Linked DNA regions of Homo sapiens: region 2 is linked to region 1. A link is a loop called in an ENCODE intact Hi-C map of the cell type or tissue named here. Cell type or tissue: Caco-2. All regions are shown on one strand. Links, peaks and the distances in the headings refer to the core of each region. The heading gives the core; the rest is flanking DNA.

The links. A loop is a pair of places that touch in the nucleus more often than their neighbours do. Peaks named below come from ENCODE experiments on the same cell type or tissue, not always from the same donor. Only the 100,000 strongest peaks of a DNase experiment are listed, where the experiment ranks them.
Region 2: a loop joins it to region 1, with 10 times the contacts of the local background. A loop is called at or near these places in 1 of 110 quality-filtered maps.

The regions. Positions count from the first base shown.
Region 1 is chr14:62,734,216-62,738,850 of GRCh38, forward strand. The region is part of intron 10 of KCNH5 (potassium voltage-gated channel subfamily H member 5); the gene reads right to left. Among named protein-coding and RNA genes, the nearest start is that of KCNH5, 310 kb to the right of the region's middle. In Caco-2, for the core only: no CTCF peak of the experiment used is centred there; a DNase peak (open chromatin) is centred at 2,356.
Region 2 is chr14:62,661,448-62,666,082 of GRCh38, forward strand. No RefSeq gene overlaps it. Among named protein-coding and RNA genes, the nearest start is that of KCNH5, 380 kb to the right of the region's middle. In Caco-2, for the core only: no CTCF peak of the experiment used is centred there; a DNase peak (open chromatin) is centred at 1,794.

The sequences.
Region 1 (4,635 bases), core at 1,024-3,523:
TCATCATTCCACCAGAGAGAAATTTCCAAAATGAAAATCTGCCTATTCTATCCACTGCTTAAACCCCTTCAATGGCTCTAGTTTGAGCTGTTTCAAGGCACACGGGATGCTCTACTGCTGCTCTGACCCTTACCTCTATCCTCAGTTTTAGCAGCTGGAACTCTCATGCCTATGGTTTCTGTGCTATTGATAACAAACCACTTACAGTTTCTAGTTAAAGTCATAATATTTTATGCCTCCATGCCTTTTGAGGTCTGCATCTCTCCCTAAGATACCTTTGACCATGCTGTTTGACTTTGGCCAAGTGTTTCAGGGAAAGCACCATCATTTCTTTCCAGGAAGCCCCTCCTCTTGCCCCTATTTACCCAATCCCCACATACACTAGCATTATGCCTTCTCCACTAGCCTCCTGCTCATAAGTGTCCACAAATGGGCTCCTAGAACACCATATAATCTCTCAAAGAATTTAAAATTTTATATTGAAATTACCTATTAGCATCTCTCTCCTCCTCACCAAACTTTAAGTGCTCTAAGGCAGGGAACGTGACTTGGTCCTTTTTTCACAACTGCATAGCACAGTAACTTGAATCATAGCCAAAACTTAACATCAATTTTTATAATTAAAAGTAATTATTATTAATAATAAACCCTTGTTATGCTTTAACCTCAATGTCATCATTTAGAAATATATACGTTGAAACATTTCAAAAATCCATGAAAAAATTCGTATTCTGATATATTATAGGACAGTGCCAGTAAAGTCTTGCACTATGTACTCATTTGAAGTCAAGACAAGTGCAGACAAGTCCTTGGAGCAGGCAAGCCTAGATATATATGCCTTAAAATGGAGGAAGATGTCATATCTGTCTCCATGTGTTAGAGCTGATGTACAATCCTTATACCTGACACCCTATCAGAGCTCTTGCAGGAAATAAAGCTTAATGATATTCAGTTTGAAAGTGGGAGGAGGATTTTGTAGCACAAGAGTCAAAAGGAAGAGTAGATATAATCAAACCAATGTTGATGATATAAGGGGGTGACAAGAATGCTGAAGCTGTAGCTGTCATCAGGAAGGGACTCACTTGGGCTCAAGAGTGATAGTAGCCCTGGTTATAGGGCAAAGCAGGCAGTGGGGAACAGCAAGGCAAGGCTATTCAGGAACATGTGAGATACCCTAGAAACCCCTTGAACTGAACATATGGATTAGATGCCTGAGATTCTTCAATTTCACTGTTACTGTCTTCTTCACACAATACCTAAGCAAACATGGGCTTGTTATCATTCAGATAAGTACTGCTACTACTGGGATCAGGATAATAATTTTAACAACAAAAATAATCATATCTAGTACTTATTGGAATTTATAATAGGCGGTACTCCACCTTCAAAATACATCCACAATCCATCCACTTCTCACCGATACCACTCTGGCCAATGCCACTGTTATGAATCCTCCATAACAGTGTCCTCCAAATTGTGTCCTCCAACAAAGATACGTTGAAGTCCTGATACCCAGCATCTTCAATGTCACTTCATTTGGAGGTAAGGTCTTTACAGGGTTAATTGAGTTTACAAAAAAATGGTTATTAGGATGGACCCTAATCCAATATGACTGATGTCCTTTATAAAAAGAGACAGATAGGAACAGTGGGAAGATGACATGAAGACACATAGTGGGGAAATAGCCAGGTGGCTGGAGTGATCCCTCTACCAGCCCAGGAACTCAAAAGATTGCCAACAAACAACAGAAGCTAAAAGAGACAAGGAAGGATTCTTCTCTAGAGCTGTCAGAGAGACTATGGCCCTGCTGAAGTCTTGATTTCAGGCTTTAAGGCTCTAGATTTGTGAGTCGATAAATTGCTGTTTGTTTTGGTGCTTTGTTATGGCAGCCCTAGCTAACTCATGCAATTCCCAATGCTTGGGTTGTTGCAAGACTTTTCACTGGTCTCTTCTCCTATTCTACACTTCTGCATCATCTCCACCCCCACCTCTGTAATCTATTCTTGACATGTAAGATGAAAACAAGAGCAAACCTCTTAAACTGTAAGTTAGATCATATTACTCTTCTATTCAAAATCCTCCACTGGCTTCCTATCACATTCAGAGCAGAAATGAAAGTCCTTACTGACAGAGGAGGAGCATTGCTATCTTAGACAAGCCCCTCATTCTAAAGTTCACCTTAATAAAAAAAAAAAGCTGTCTAAATCCAAAGGGCATCAGCCTGATGGCTAAGGTCAGCATGACCATAAACCACAAATAACATCTCCAGACAGAAACATTCCAAACTCCACCCAGACAAAAGACATGCCGGCCCCAAGATAACCTCCCTCCAGCCAGGAAGATGCCAGCCTTGAGATAATGCCCCGCAGGCCGGAAAGATGTCTGCCCAAAGATAAACTTGCCTCCTCCCAGAGACATTCCAACCCCACCGTAAAACTTCTTCCTCACACAGAAACATTCCAAGCTTCTGTTAAGCCCCCTCACCCTAAAACCAATATATACTCTTAGTCTGTAAGAGAAAGCACTCCTGACCAAAATTGGCCAGAAGTCCGTCTCAGGTTTTATCTAAAGTAAACCTGTCTTTACTGCCGAGCCACAGTTCATGTTTCTTTTCTCTTTCTTTAACTCTTACGCTTACAGTGAATTCCAAGACTACACCTTTTGACCTTATATCCCACTGTTTACTCCTTTCTCACCACAGTACAGGCTAACTGGCTTCCATTCTGTCCTTCAAACATGCCAAGAAAACTTTTTTCTCTCAGGTCCTTTATAGTCATTATTTCCTCTGCTCATATCCCTTGGATATCCATAAGCCTTGCTCCTTATCTTCTTTAAGTCTTTGTTCAAGCAACAGTTTTTTAATGAGGTCTAATTATCCTACATACAATTGCAACCCTCCACAAATGCTTGAACCTTCTTTCCTGATTCATTTTCCTCCATTGCTCTCATTATCTTCAAATAGATTATACATTTTACTTATTTGTTTTTCTCCCAAACACAAATTTAATCTCAACAAGGACTTCATTTTTTGTTGGCTTTGTTTACTGATGCACCCTAAATACCTAGAACATATAGCATTTGGCACATGAAAGTGCACAAGGCATATCTATTGCATGAATAGGTTATATCTTGCACCTTAGAGGGAGCACAAAATAGTAGCAGAATGAATACTGACTACCACTGGAGTCATAATTCCTGGGTTCTATACCCATTGCCTCACTTACCTGGCATAAGTGGCCTTAGGTAAGTAGAGTCTCAGTCTGTTTATTCGTCTGTTAAAATGAGAAGAAATCCAGCCTACCTCACAGCATTCTCCTGAGGATCACCTTGGATGATGCATATAAAAGTGCATCTGAATCTCTACAGTGTTATATAAATATGAGCTATTTTAAAAATAAATCTACTCAGAGTTTTATAGAATGAAAGTGATTCTGTATATTAAGAGGTAAGTAATAAAACATGATATTCTTAATTATTGAGAAGTCAGGCTTCCTGAAAATAGGCTCTAAAAAAGAAAAAGTAAAAGAAATCCCAGTCGAGTACCACTTTAAAATGTCTAAAAACAGAAGCTATGAAATGCAACATTCATTATTAACAGCTATTACTTGCTAAGACTTACTAAAAATACTTTTATATATAACAAAATAGAGTAGTCTCTCCTTATCCACTGGGGACAATTCCAAGGCCCCCAGTGGATGCCCAAAACTGCAGACAGTCTGAACCATATACATTTTTCCTATACCCGCCTACCTATGATAAAGTTTAATTCATAAATTGGACACAGTAAGAGATTAAAAACAATTAATCATAACATAAAACAATTATAATAACACTCCGGCATCACCACTCTTGCACTTTGGGGCCATTATTAAATAAAATAAAGATCATTTGAACACAAGCACTGTGATACCATGACAGTCAATCTGATGACTGAGACGGCTACTAAATGGCTAATGTGCAGACAGTGTACACAGTAGGTATATGCCAGATGAAGAGATGATTCCTATCCTCAGTGGGATGGAGCTGGACTGCTTCAGATTTCATCACTTCTCAGAACAACCCACAATTTAAAACATACAAAATGTTTTTTTTCTAGAATTTTACATTTAACATTTTCAGATTGCAGTTGACTGTGGGTAGCTGAAACCACAGAAAGGGAAACTGCAGATAAGGGAGGACAACCGAATTCGAAAGAACTCAGTGCAGTTAAGCTTTCTGGGTGCCTCAAAGAGCTCATTATGAGTGAATGAGACTCAATATTACTGGCTGAAAGTGTATCATCTCATATAAATAATAACAAAACATTTTAAAATGTCATACAATGATTTCTTTAATTTACCTTGACCATTATGATTTACATATGCTAATAAACTGCCAAGTAAGGATTCCATGGATAATATGTAGTTTGTGTTTATATCGCTATCAGATCCTACAATCATACTTAGGGCATCTGATATCAACTCGATATTCATCAAACAGTTAAACAAGAAGCATTTCCTTAAGTACCATCAGGCACTGTGCCTAATGGAGGGTGCAGTGATTAATAAAACATGTCTCTTGTTTATAGCAGTTCGCAATCCAGTTAGAAATATACAGTCATATGCCTCAATACAAATTAGACTTTAAAAGGGCCCT
Region 2 (4,635 bases), core at 830-3,329, 73 kb before region 1:
CAATTGACCCAACAGCTTCCAGGAACACACCGTGGAGAAAGAATAGTGTCATTAAATGATGTGGGACAACTAGATTTCCATATACAGAAGAATGAAATTGATTTTTATCTTATACCATGTAAAAAGTCAACTCAAAATGGATTAAAGACTTATAAGCAAGACCTGAAACGATAAAACTACTAGAAGTAACCATACTGGAAAATCTCCGTGACATTGGTCTGGGCAATGATATTTTCAAGGTGAACCCAAAAGCACAGGTAGCAAAAATAGATGGGTGGGACTACAAACTAAAAAGCCTCTGCATAGCCAAGGAAAGAATCAGAGTAAAGAAAACCTATAGAATGGGAGAAAATATTTGCAAATCATATACTTGATAAGGTGTTAATATTCGAAATATATAAGAAACTCAATGTAAGGAAACAACTCAATTTTTAAATGGGCAAAGGATCAAAACTAGACATTTCTCAAAAGATGACATACAAAGGTCCAACAGGCATATGAATAAATGCTCATCACTAATCCCAGAAAAATGCAAATTAAAACCACAATGAGATATCACTTCCTTCCTGTTAGAATGACTCTTCTCAAAAAGACAAAAGATACTAAGTACTGGTGAGGATGTGGAGAAAAGGGAACCTTTGCACAAGGTTGACCTAATCAGAATGGCCTTTACTACTGTTGTAGAGGGCCCTCAAAAAAATAAAAATATAACTGCAATATGGCCTAGCAATCCCACTACTGGGTATACAACCAAAGGAAATGAAATCAGTATGTCAAAGAGGTACCTGCCCTTCCATTTCACTGAAGCATTCTTCACAATAGGCAAGATATAGAGTCAACATAAGTGTCCATCAGCAGGTGAATGGATCAAGAAAATGTATATGAGCCTGAGAGTTTGGAATGAACCAGTCACACATGTGTATTCTGGTGAAGAGTGATAGAATCCTTTATATCAGTCACCTGGCCTAGAAGAGTTATATATGACTTTTTTTAACCTTAAAAATGAAGGACATTCTGTCATTTGAGACAGCATGGGTTAACCTGGCAGGCAATACATTAAGTGAAATAAAACAGGTACAGAAAGACATATATGATCTCACTCACATGTGGAATCTGTAATTGAATTCAGAAGTAGAGAGGAGAACAGTGGTTACCCGAGGCTGGAGTGTGAGTGGGTGTTGGGGAGATGTTCGTCAAATCACACAAAATTTCAGTTAGGAAGAATGAGTTCTAGAGATCAATTAACCATAGCATGGGGACTATGGTTAATTATAATGTATCATATTTTTGAAAATTCCTGAGTAGATTTTGTTCTCACCACAAAAATTTGAAGTAATGAACATTAGTTCAATTTAGCCATTTCACAATGTACACAGATTTCAAAATAACATGTAGTACATAAGTACTATATACCATCTTTGTCAAATATTCTCAGATGGTATTCTTGTAACCAAGCGAGTTATAGAGAAACGCCACACTTTGAGACTAATTCAGGAGTCCTTTATTAGCCGGCGACTGAGAGATGGCTAATACTTGAAATTCTCTCGGCCACAAAGAAAGGGCTAGATTTTCTCTTATACTTTCATTTAGAGAGGGCAGGAGGAACTGAGCTGAAGCAATCTTACAGAAGTAAAACAGGCAAAAAAAAAATGGAAAAGACAAATGGTTACAGGAAAACAAAGTTCCAGGTGCAGGGGCTTTAAATTCATCACAAGGTGATAGGTGTGGGGGCTCCGGACACAAACGCGGGGGCTTTATTATACTATCACCCGAGCGAATTCCTGGGAACTGTGGACACAGCTTGCCGCAGTACCTTATCAGTTAATTGCACTCTTTGATGTGCTGAGAGTCAGCTTGCACAAGTTAAGTCCTTGAGGAAGGGGGTGGGTAAGGAGATCTTAATGTCTTGCAAATGAAGGAGCCAAATGGAATCTGTCTGGCTTTTTCAGCTAAGAGTCAATCAAGCTAATACAAGTTAGGGTATCACAGTATGTATTTTATAAAAGTTAAAATACATTTTTAAAATGTATTGCTGCAGCATACTTGTGCCTGTTTACTTTAGTGACAGCCTTATTTTGAATTTTTGTATAAAAATAGGGAGGTAATTTATATCCTTTACTCTTGGCACCATGCCCAATTGAAGTCAGAAGACCATCAGGATTTGAGTTCTGGTTTTGTCACTTACATGCTGTTGGATCTACCCCTAGCCATTGACGAGATCAATTTTCACACACATCAAAATAAGAATATCTGCCATGCCTTAGCTAGCTTGTGTTGTGAAGGCTAAGTAAGTTTAAAATCATAAAAATGGAAACTTCTAATGTGTTTTAGAATTTTAAACTAGGCCGGGCGTGGTGGCTCACGCCTGTAATCCCAGCACTTCAGGAGGCCGAGGCGGGTGGATCACAAGGTCAGGAGTTTGAGACCAGCCTGGCCAACGTGGTGAAACCCCATCTCTACTAAAAATACAAAACTTAGCCAGGTGTGGTGGTGGGTGCCTGTAGTCCCAGCTACTCAGGAGGCTGGGGCAGGAGAATCGCTTGAACCCGAGAGGCGGAGGTTGCAGTGAGCCGAGATCATGCCACTGCACTCCAGCCTGGGTGACAGAGCAAGACTCCATCTCAAAAAAAAATAAAAAAATAAAATAAAATAAGTAAATAAATAATTAAACAGTGACATTTATAGTTTAAACTTAGGTAGGTCTCTTTACCCTGTGGGGTAAAGAATGCACTTTAATTATCATCAGAATTAGAAATATTACTGATATTTTTAGTTCACTTTTGTGGCAGCTGAAAGCTTTGGAGATTAACTGTCTGCATTCTGTGTGGATTATTTGCTATCTTGTTTCTAGTACGTGTTCTTAGTGAGTTCCTGAGACGTTTAACTGTGAACGTACTAAGGGTGAAACAATCAAATGTCTTGTTTCATATGAAATTTAGGACCTAAAATAGGCAGACTTCAGTAACAATCTCTTCTCAAATTCAGTAATAATCTCTTCTCAATTTTTCTCCTAGAGCAAAATTTACTGCTTTATGCAAGCTGAAGAAATACAGAGACAAGCTGCCAAATAAGGTAACAGAAGTATTTTTAAATTGAAATGAAGGAGGCCAGGTGACTGATATGAAAGATTCCTACCACTCTTCGCCAGAATACCCATGTGTAATTGGTTCATTCCAAACTCTTCAAGAAAAGGAATTGAATCCTGGAAGAAATGTCACTGAAACAAAATATTTAAAAAAATTTCTCAGGGATCAAAAAAGCATGTTGAACATAAAGTATTTGCAGGTAGATTTTTTAAAATACAAATTTCAAAAATATATGTAATGTCCATGGGGAGAAAGATTACTATTTAAATATAAGATATTAGATTCTTCTTCCTAAATCTTATTATTGGATTAACAGATTCCAGCACTTAACACTAAATGCCGCCTGGATAAGAAGGGATACTCCTTAATGTGGTTTACCTTGTTTCTTTACCTGTAACATAACTATAATGTTTATTTTCCTTTTTTCCTGTAGTTTCTTGCCTAAGGGTAATGTTTTATCCTTCACTAAAACAACAAGATCGTGACGCTTCTTATTTCTGATGGAAAGCAATCAATTAAAGGGCCTTTGATTTCTAGTCTCACCCAAGAAAATCATGCTTCACATTTCAAAAGAAAAGCAGACTAAAATTTTCAAATACGCTTTCTCCATTCCTGAAAATTTTACTTGGGCAATTCCAGTAATAAGACAATCATCACATGGGTGCTTTCAGCAAATAACCCAAGGACGGAAATAGGAGCTGCATTTTCACTAATGCATGAGAGCTACAAGAGAGCCGAACTCTACATGGGTGAGACTTCCAGAGAAAACAGTTTTAATACTTATAGAAAGATGAGGCTATTATCACAGTCAAACTCCAAATGTATTTAGTGTCAGCTGGACTTGAAAGCAAAGCCAGCCTCCTCTCTGCCACACACCCACATACAGCTGTAGTCAATTCCCTTTAGATTTTGCTTCCTCAATGCTTCTAACATCAACCCCGCTCCTGCCTGTCTCCAGTTCAGACTGCTGCTACACGTGCAAGTTCAGGCTTTTCCCATTTCTGTTTTTGCTCATGCTGTTTCTTTCATCTAGAATCCCTTCAGACTTGTCTGTTGAACTCCTACCTAAGTTCCTTTAAGAGTTAATTATTCTGCCCTGCTGCACCCCCAGCCCTCCCGCAACACACACACACACACCCCTCCCTCCCCACCTTCTACTCTCTCACTAGGGCACTAGATAGCCCTCCAATGTCTTAATGACTTTTTTGGAGCATTCAGCATATTCTGACTTCATTTCTCTTAAATCATTTTCCTGCCACTCAAAAGCCTTTCCTCATTCCTCATTCCTGAACTAGAAGCTTTATTTATCTCACAGACCTATGCTTCGTGCTACTACTTTCTGCAACTTGGGCTGAAATTCCCACCATTCTTTTAACAAATATTTATTAAAAGCATACTAGCTAAAAAAAAATTCATACTTAATTGACTCCCTTGGAAGAGATGGCCAACCTGGTGCTTTACAGAGGGGAGATTCTGTTAGATGCCTGAGGGTCACTCAGGAAGAAAGGATTCTTCTTTTCTCCAGCCCTCTAATGAGTTACAGATTATC